Linked DNA regions of Homo sapiens: region 2 is linked to region 1. A link is a contact called in ENCODE Hi-C or POLR2A ChIA-PET data. All regions are on one chromosome and are shown on one strand. Each heading gives the region's core, a stretch centred on a gene start or an enhancer-like site at or near the end of the contact. The rest is flanking DNA. Distances are from core to core; before and after follow the strand shown.

Region 1 (4,386 bases), core at 1,088-3,587:
ACTCATGAATTCCCCTTGTTTGCCCTCCCATTTTAGTGAATTTTGTTCTTCCATTTAACCATGATATTAAAGATATTCAATTTATTATTTATTTTACTAATGGCTTATTTAAAATCACTTGTATATATCCCTTATGTTTGGGTCAATATTATCTCTCTTAGATTATGCACCTTCACGGGTGGGTAACAAGGTACCAGCAAGTGTTACAGTGCTTTGTGAAGTATTTGCCCAGGAATGTGGATGATCATGGTGTTGAGATGTTCTGGGTAGATAGTCCCAATTCAATACCATGTATCACACCACATGCCAAAACTTTCAAGGTTAAGATAAGCCCAGGTTTATACATGGGCCATATTGTTGAAAGTTGAGAAGTTGGAAATAAGAATTTTCAGGTGCCTTTTCCTGTATGACTGGAACAAAAGTTGTTCCCATCTAATTTCCTGGAGTGTACAGCCCTTGAGTCCCATAGACTCAAGCCCATCTCAGAGGCCAATGTCAAAAAAATTATTTTTTTCTTGCTGTTGAATATGAATTTTTAATTTTGATTAATAATCGATATATTTGTTCAAGTAAAAGAAAGTCTTCTTCCTCATTCATTGCATTCAATTGTTTTTGTAATGTTGCCAGGTGTGGTTGTACGTGCCTATAGTCACAGCTACTTGAGAGACTGAGGTGGGAGGATCACTTGAGCCTGGGAGGTCGAGGTTGCAGTGAGCTATGATGGCACCATTGCACTCCATCATAAGTAACAGACCGAGACCTTGTCCAAAAAACAAAAAATGTTGACCTCTCTTGGCTCTCTAAATTTAAATACAAACCTTGTGAATTTCCATACTGTTTTTAAAACGGGGGGACTTTAATCAAAGCAGAAAACTTTGCTTCAGAAATAAATCTTGGGAATGTAAACATAAGCATATTTTATCCTTTTTGTTAATAAAAAACATTTCTAAGTACTGTAGTCTTGGCTACAGACTGAAAATAGTCTCTAACATCTTTTAAAATGTTTTGTTTCTTTTTTACTCTATGTCATTAGGTACATTATCTTTGATTCCAGATAACAAAAGTGAAGCAGTACGACAGTGAGGGAATCATTTTCTGATATTTCCAGGATCATCACAATCAACTCGGGGAACTCAGTGTGCAGAAGCCCTGCAGGAGGGAAGGGGCTGTCACTCATCAGTGGTGTCATTCAGACCTTTGCCCCGGACTTCACCGGCAAAATCCCTGTCAGGTCTTTTTCCCTCCTTCTGGATTCCAGTTAAAGTTTGTGGCCAAAATATGCAGTGACAGATGGCTCATGTCATTGCTGTAATGTCAGCCTTTGGGTCTCCGAGGGGATGACTCCAGGAATAGAAAGTGGAGCACATACAGGAGTGGATGTAAAACAGAATCTAAGACAAGCAGGGTCCTCCAGTTCTCAGAGGAATCAGGAACTTCCCTTCTAAACTCATCTAACAACAGGGAGCAGCCCCTTCTCTCTCTCAATGTGCATAGACTGAGACTTGTGCATAGACTTGTGCATAGACTGAGACTTGGGTTCGGTACCTCCTCTGAGCCTTAGCAGCTTGATTTTGAACCTGCTCCTCAATTTTCTCATAAGTAAAATGGGCATCATCATTGTACTTATCTTCTGAGATTCTTGTGGGGTCTAAATAACATCTGAAATGAATTTAGCTAAGTGCTCTGCCCTAGCTAAGCACTCAATAAATGGTAATGCTACTTTCCTCCCACTATTAACTTGGTTTTATATGAAAAAACAATGCATAATTTAACATAAAACAAGAGGCAAAACATAGAAACCCTACTAATTGAAATGTTGTTTTGTTAAAATTCCCAATTCAGATGGGACTTAGACTAAATTAGACTAAAGCCAGCATTTCATTGTGTTATTATAGAACCAGAGGGTTTTCCCACTGAAACAGGCCTGGAGAGACAATTAGTTTTTCATTTCACAGTTGAGGTCTCTAAAGCTAAGAGAGATTGTGGTCTGCCCATAGTTAGATCTAAGAAGCTTCCCTGATAAAATTTCCCATGTTGACCATTGGAATTGGCTCTAATTTTCCATTTTTGTTTGCTTCCTTTTTTGAGAAAACATGTAAAGTTTTCTATCACATGCATTTACAAAGCTATAAGTTATGAAGGATCCTGTTTTTCTCTAATTTGGTATATCCTGATCTTTTCCCTAGAGGTCTGTGTTGGTGCTGCTGTTTTCCAGTTTGTCAGTTTGTCTTGGCATCAGTGCCTCACCATTTGGCACCTGACTCAACATAGTTTTACCACCATTATCTAAACAGTACCACCCCATCTGAATGTATTTCACAACTGGTCGTCTCCGTGCCATGCCTCTGCCTGGGTCTGCTTTCCATTACGTTACCCAACCATCTGCTCCAAAAGAATGTCAGGAGGAAGTGATGCTGCTTTGTGCAGTGTGTTAAAATCTTGACCTTTACTTGGGTTTAGTCACTGTGCATCACTGGATTCCTAACTTTTTTTCTTCAAGATTCTTTCCACACTGAGAGCCACGCAAAGTTCATCAGATTCATATTTTCTGAAATATCCTCATAAGCCTCCTCACCTATGATTAATTTGAGTGTAATACCAATTATAGTTAATTACTGGGTGCCAGAATCTTTACATACATGACTTTTAATTCTTATAATAGCCCTATGTGTTCCGAAGTGCTATTATCCCTGTTTTATGGATATAGAAACTGAGAATCGGGGGATTTAACTGACTTCCCCAAGAACCCACAGTAAGTGGCTGCCTTTCCCACTAAGCCAAGATGCCCAGGAGGTGCCTTTGAAGGGCACAACAGTTGTTCTCAAATGTTGGCATGCATAAAGTTGCCTGGCATTATTAAAAGTACACCCCATAGAAGCTGGGTGCAGGGGCTCACACCTGTAACCCCCACTACTCAGAGGACTGAAGCAGAAGAATCACTTGAGCCCAGGAGTTCAAGTCCAACCTGGGCAACATAAGGAGAGCCCCTTTCTTTAAAAAGTGTAGCTCATAGAGTCTATCGCTTAAATTCCAGGCTCTTTTCCCCAATTCTGATTCCATGGGTGGACCCAGGCTCTGTTTTTTCTGCACACTTTCCTGGAGATTCTGATGCAGACCATCTGTGCAGCACATCAGCTCAGGTGAGCCACAGCTTGGCTCTGCATCCCCAGCTATGCACCAGCTCCAACTGAAGCACCACATTTCCTCCCTTCCTTCTGCTTAAAGCCATAAATTAACCAAGTGCTGAGATTCGCTTTTATAATAAAACGTAAGCTCAATGAGGTTTTCCGGAATTCAGGTTTTGTTGGAGGCAGACATCTAGCCTGGGGATTAATAGAACTGGTTTCTTTGTCTCTTCCCCTTACTGACTTTTTGTATGTCATTTGATAAAATAACCTCATTGTGTTTTTATTCTTCTCCTCTGTAAATGGAATGTGAAAATCCATGTCTACTACACACCATAAAAGACTCTAAGGAGGAAAAACGTATCCGTGAGAGTTGCACGCAAATCTCCATGCAGAGATCATGGTGTGAGTCCTCAGGATCAAATTACTCTCTTATACGTGTTGGACATGTTGATTTAATCATGGTTGCTATTTACTTCACAAAATACAAGGGATAACACATTTGGTTGGAATTTGTGAGACTTGAACGCACTATCTTGCAATGCACGGGTTTTGTACTCTTGGGAGAGTTATTTATTGTCTATGTACCTCATCGTCTTAGTGTGTGAAATGAAAATAGTAATACTATTATCAACTTCATGGGGTTGTGTCACTTAGTGCTTTGCATAACTGAACTATAACAAATTGCTTAGTCCAAATATTTTCATTCTCAATAGCCTGGCTTCAAATTATTGACAATATCAGCATATTCATTCTTAAGTACGTGCTATACTTGCTGCAATATTAGGTGCTACAGAAAACAAATATGCCATTGTCCTTGCTCTTAGGAGAGTTACATTGAAGTAGATGGATGCTCTTACCTGATACCTAAAGCAACTGACTTGGGGGGGATTTTTGCCATGTGTAGTTAAGGATGAAAAGCCAGATGCAGAAAAATATATATAATATAATGTTAGTTTTTAAAATCATGACCAAGTCTCCCTTTTTTTTTCTTTTAGAGACAAGGAGTCTCTCTGTTACTCAGGCTGTGGAGTGCAGCGGTACAATCATAGCTCACTCCAGCTTTGAACTCCTTGGGCTTAGGTGGTCCTCCTGCTGTAGTCTCCTGAGTGGCTGGAAGTACAGGTGCATGCCACCATACCTGGATAATTTTTTATTTTTGTAGAAACAGCGTCTCACTATGTTGCCCAGGCTGGTCTTAAACTCCTAAGCTCAAGTGATCCTCCTGCCCCAGCCTCCCAAGGTGCTGGGATTATAGACA
Region 2 (4,386 bases), core at 482-2,981, 95 kb after region 1:
AGAATTTATAAACTAGACTGAACAATAAATGTAGTGAATATTTAAAAGAAGGAAATTTTGAAGGCATTCCACTAATACCTAGAAAACATCAAGAAAACACATTTATGGTAACATACATTTCTGAATGTTTCCAAGTGTCAATTATTTATTCATTTATTTATTTATTTATTTACTTATTTATTTGAGACTGAGCCTCACTGTCACCCAGGCTGGAATGCAGTGGCGCGATCTCAGCTCACTGCAACCTCTGCCTCCTGGGTTCAAGCATTCTCCTGCCTCAGTCTCCCAGTAACTAGGATTACAGGCGCTTAACACAACACATGGCTAATTTTTTGTATTTTTAGTAGAGACGGGGTTTCACCATGTTGGCCAGGCTGGTCTTGAACTCCTGACCTCAAGTGATCCACCCACCTCGGCCTCCCAAAATGCTGGGATTACAGGCATGAGCCACCGCGCCTGGCCTAAGAATTTCGTATGTCTTTACAACTTCAAGAGGAGATATTAAAATAGTTTCTCTTCTCTTTTTATCTAAAAGTTTTGACCAAACGACAGCTTTGGGTTCAGGTTCAGGTTTGAGTTGAAGTTCAAATTTTCTGATCATCTCAACTGTAAGATAATATACTCAAATAAACCGTTCTGGCTTGCTAAATAAAACTAGAATTTTTCGAGGTTTTGTTTGTTTGTTTGTTTGTTTGTTTGAGACAGGGCCTTGCTCTGTTGCCCAGGCTGGAATGCAGTGGCATGATCTCAGCTCACTGCAGCCTCGACTTCCTGGGACCAAGCAATCCTTCCAACTCAGCCTCCTAAGTAGCTAGGACTACAGGCATGCACCATCACGCCCAGCTAATTTTGTTTTTTGTAGGTATGAGGTCTCACTCTTGCCCAGGCTGGTCTCAAACTTCTGGACTCAAGCAATCCTTCTGTCAAAAGCCTCCCAAAGTGTTGGGATTGCAGGCGTGAGCTACCATGATGGCCTCTTTGAGTAGCATTTTTTTTTTTAGAAATGTGAAGGTTCTAGGACTTCTGGTGCTTCAGTCAATTCAACCATTTTCTTGCTATTTCTCCCGTACCCATCTTCATCCACTCTTATTCACTGAGCTCCTGGGCATCTTCTGGTTCATCTTCTGCGTTCTTGGCAAAGAATATCAGAATTCAAACATTTTTCCTTAAACTATAATAACAGCAACCAAAGCCCACTATAAATGTAAAACTTCATCTGTTGGGATAAAATCTTTAGAACTAAATATAAAGCACTCAAGAAGCAGCAGTAGTTAATGGTATGTAATTAAAATATCAACTTTAAAATGTACCTCCGGGGACATTTTAACAAAGTCCAATTTAAAGAATTTTCACTGTGCCAAGGAGGTGTTCTATTGAGCCTTAGTAGATTGAAAAATCAACTGCTGAGATCTCGCCATGAGGTAAGCCTGCTCTGCATGCCATTGTAAGTGGAAGTCCTGGAGCAAAATCCAGCACTGTCACGGCAGGCCTGCAGGAGACTGCAGAGGCTCTCAACTTCTATGGGGCCAGGAGCACAAACCTTTGATGATGGGATGCGTTGGGACTCACGGCTGGACAGCAGGCTAGACCAGGGGAAATATTAGCCTGACTACACATCCTGTTTAAACAGAAGGGTTCTGCTCTATCATTTCCTTTTTCCTTTCATGAATGTGTCCAAATGCCAATTTAAGCCATGTTCCTAAGAAATAAACTAACAGACATCAGTATATAGAAAATGAAAACTAGTCATTATGCCCTCTGGCTACAAAATATTCACAATTAAAGAGGAAGCATAGGCCAGGCACGGTGACTCACGCCTGTAATCCCAAAACTTTACGAGGCTGAGGCTGGTGGATCACCTGAGGTCAGGAGTTTGAGATCAGCCTGGCGAACATGGTGAAACCCTGTCTCTACTAAGAATACAAAAATTAGCTGGGTGTGGTGGGGCGTGCCTGTAATCCCAGCTACTTGGGAAACCGAGGCAAGAGAATCGCTTGAACCCAGGAGGCGAAAGTTGCAGTGAGCCCAGATTGCACCATTGCACTCCAGCCTGGGTGACATAGTGAGACTCCGTCTCAAAAAAAAAAAAAGAGGAAGCATACTGAGAAGCCATATATAAAATGTAGACCATTCAGCCTCTACTTGGGACATCGACCCAGCCACCAGCCAGGCCCATTTCCAATGTTCAATCTTGCTAGCAATGAACACTTGTTGAGTACCAGCTAGTCAAGTTACCATGCTACTGAGACAGTATGTGGTTCTTTCATCCGCATCTTCCTGGTAAAGAATTCTCACTTTTTAAAATACCATTCCCAGCTGGGCACAGTGGTTCACACTTGTAATCTCAACATTTTGGAAGGCTGAAGTAGGAGGACTGCTTGAGCCTCGGAGGTCAAGGCTACAATGAGCCAAGATCGTGCCAGTGCACTACAGCCTAGGTAACAGAGTGAGACTCTGTCTCAGAAAAAAGGAAGGAAGGAAGGAAGGAAGGAAGGAAGGAAGGAAGGAAGGAAGGAAGGAAGGAAGGAAGGACAAAAGAAGAAATTTTAAAAATAAAACATAAAATAGGCCAGGTGCGGTGGCTCACGCCTGTAATCTCAGCAATTTGGGAGACCGAGGCAGGCAGATTACTTGAAGTCAGGAGTTCCAGACTAGCCTGGCCAACATGGTGAAATCCCATCTGTACTAAAAATACAAAAAATTACCTGGGTTTGGTGGTGGGTGCCTGTAATCCCAGCTACTTTGGAGGCTGAGGCAGGAGAATCACTTGAACCCAGGAGGTAGAGGTTGCAGTGAGCTGAGATCGCACCACTGCACTCTAGCCTGGGGAACAGAGTAAGACTCCTTCTCAAACGTAAATAAAACAATAAAATAAAATAATACAGTAAATGCCATTCCCCACTCCTCAATCTCAGGTGTGTTTTCCTTTGAGAGCAACAGAATCATTGAACGAAAGGAGGCTTTAGAGTGAAGCAGCCTGCTTTTCACTTAGATTCTCCCACCTGTAAGGTTTTTATTCCCAGCTCCTGATGTTTCTTTGTTATCTGGAGACCTCACTTAGTGTAACACTCCTGGCTTCTTCACTCCCTTACCACTCTGCCTCAGGAAATGAGGAGCCGGTTATTTGGTTGGTACATTTGAGAAGAGTCAGTAGGGCTTGCAGAGCCCAGCCCTTGACATACTCTCCTTGCTTGAGGAATGGCCACAATAAAGCAGATGTTTGGCCGGGCGTAGTGGCTAACACCTGTAATCCCAGCACTTTGGGAGGCCAAGGCAGGAGGATCAGCTGGGGTCAGGAGTTCGAGACCAGCCTGGCCAACACGGCGAAACTCTCTATTAAAAACATAAAAATTAGCATGGTAGCATGTGCCTGTAGTTCCAGCTACTCAGGAGGCTGAGGCAGGAGAATCACTTGAACCTGGGAGGTGGAGGTTGCAGTGAGCCAAAATTGTGCCACGGCATTCCAGCCTGGGAAACAGAGTGAGAGTCTGTCACAAAAAAAGAGAAAAAGAATAAAAAGCAGATGTTCATATCTTCTCTTCCACACTCGAAGTTTTACAAGGGGAGGCCCCCACAGGAGGAAGCATGTGTCATCTGGCTGGGATTGATGGATAAGTCTGACTATTTCTGAGATACAGAATTAGGAAGCTCACAGTTGTTGCAATCGTAAGCCTTATTATCCCTCCCAGCCTTAATCAGTAGTAAGTACTGTATGGTGTTTTGATCTCCATCTGTCCTATTCCTTGTCTTTCTCTTAAGTGGCTTAGAACTCAAGACGCCTTTTTAACCATGTTGACCTCGGATAGTTATTTTACAATAGCCACCATTTCCACACATATTTGTCAAGTTTTTGTGCATCTTCTGGTTCCTCTTCTGGAGTTTATCATTATTTTATCAACCTGGCAAGGTTGGGAATATATAAAGTGTCTAGCACAAGGCTTGGCATTCAATTAAAATTTACCTTTTCTATTATTTTAATTTAGTGATCACTCCATTATCCTAGTTTCTTCTTCCCTTTAGTTCCCTCCAATAAGTTTTCTTCTATCTCCCCTCACTGTCTTCAACACTTTCTTATTAAATGTTTCTGCCTCTAGATATTGCTCTGAGTTAATGGTTCTTAAAGTGTGGTCCCAGAACCAGCAGCATTAGCATTTTCTGAGAACTTAGAAATGGAAATTCTTAGCCAGGCATGGTAACTCATGCCTGTAATCTCAGCACTTTGGGAGGCTGACGTGAGAAGATCACTTGAACTCAGGAGTTTGAGATCAGGCTGGACAACATAGTGAGACCCCATCTCATATTAAAAAAAAAAAAAAGAAATGGAAATTCTCAGGCCCCACCCCAGATCTACTGCATCAGAAACTTTGGGAGTGGAACCAGCAATTG

The links. A loop is a pair of places that touch in the nucleus more often than their neighbours do. ChIA-PET counts read pairs that join two places held with the same protein, here RNA polymerase II (POLR2A). Pooled maps may share reads with other maps.
Region 2: a map of PC-3 shows a loop between it and region 1 (6-fold over the local background). The contact joins two enhancer-like sites. A Hi-C loop is called at or near these places in 3 of 168 maps with a recorded cell type or tissue (A673, PC-3 and endothelial cell of umbilical vein) and 2 of 50 pooled maps. POLR2A ChIA-PET finds 5 or more read pairs at or near these places in 1 of 52 experiments (WTC11).

What each region holds. Positions count from the first base shown.
Region 1 is chr12:25,827,079-25,831,464 of GRCh38, forward strand. No RefSeq gene overlaps it. Among named protein-coding and RNA genes, the nearest start is that of MIR4302, 45 kb to the right of the region's middle. Within about 2 kb of position 2,338, at least 5 of the 41 ENCODE cell types and tissues checked have a DNase peak (open chromatin) inside an H3K27ac peak, as active enhancers do; they include PC-3 and endothelial cell of umbilical vein, where a contact is called at or near this core.
Region 2 is chr12:25,923,125-25,927,510 of GRCh38, forward strand. No RefSeq gene overlaps it. Among named protein-coding and RNA genes, the nearest start is that of RASSF8, 33 kb to the right of the region's middle. Within about 2 kb of position 1,732, at least 4 of the 41 ENCODE cell types and tissues checked have a DNase peak (open chromatin) inside an H3K27ac peak, as active enhancers do; they include PC-3 and endothelial cell of umbilical vein, where a contact is called at or near this core.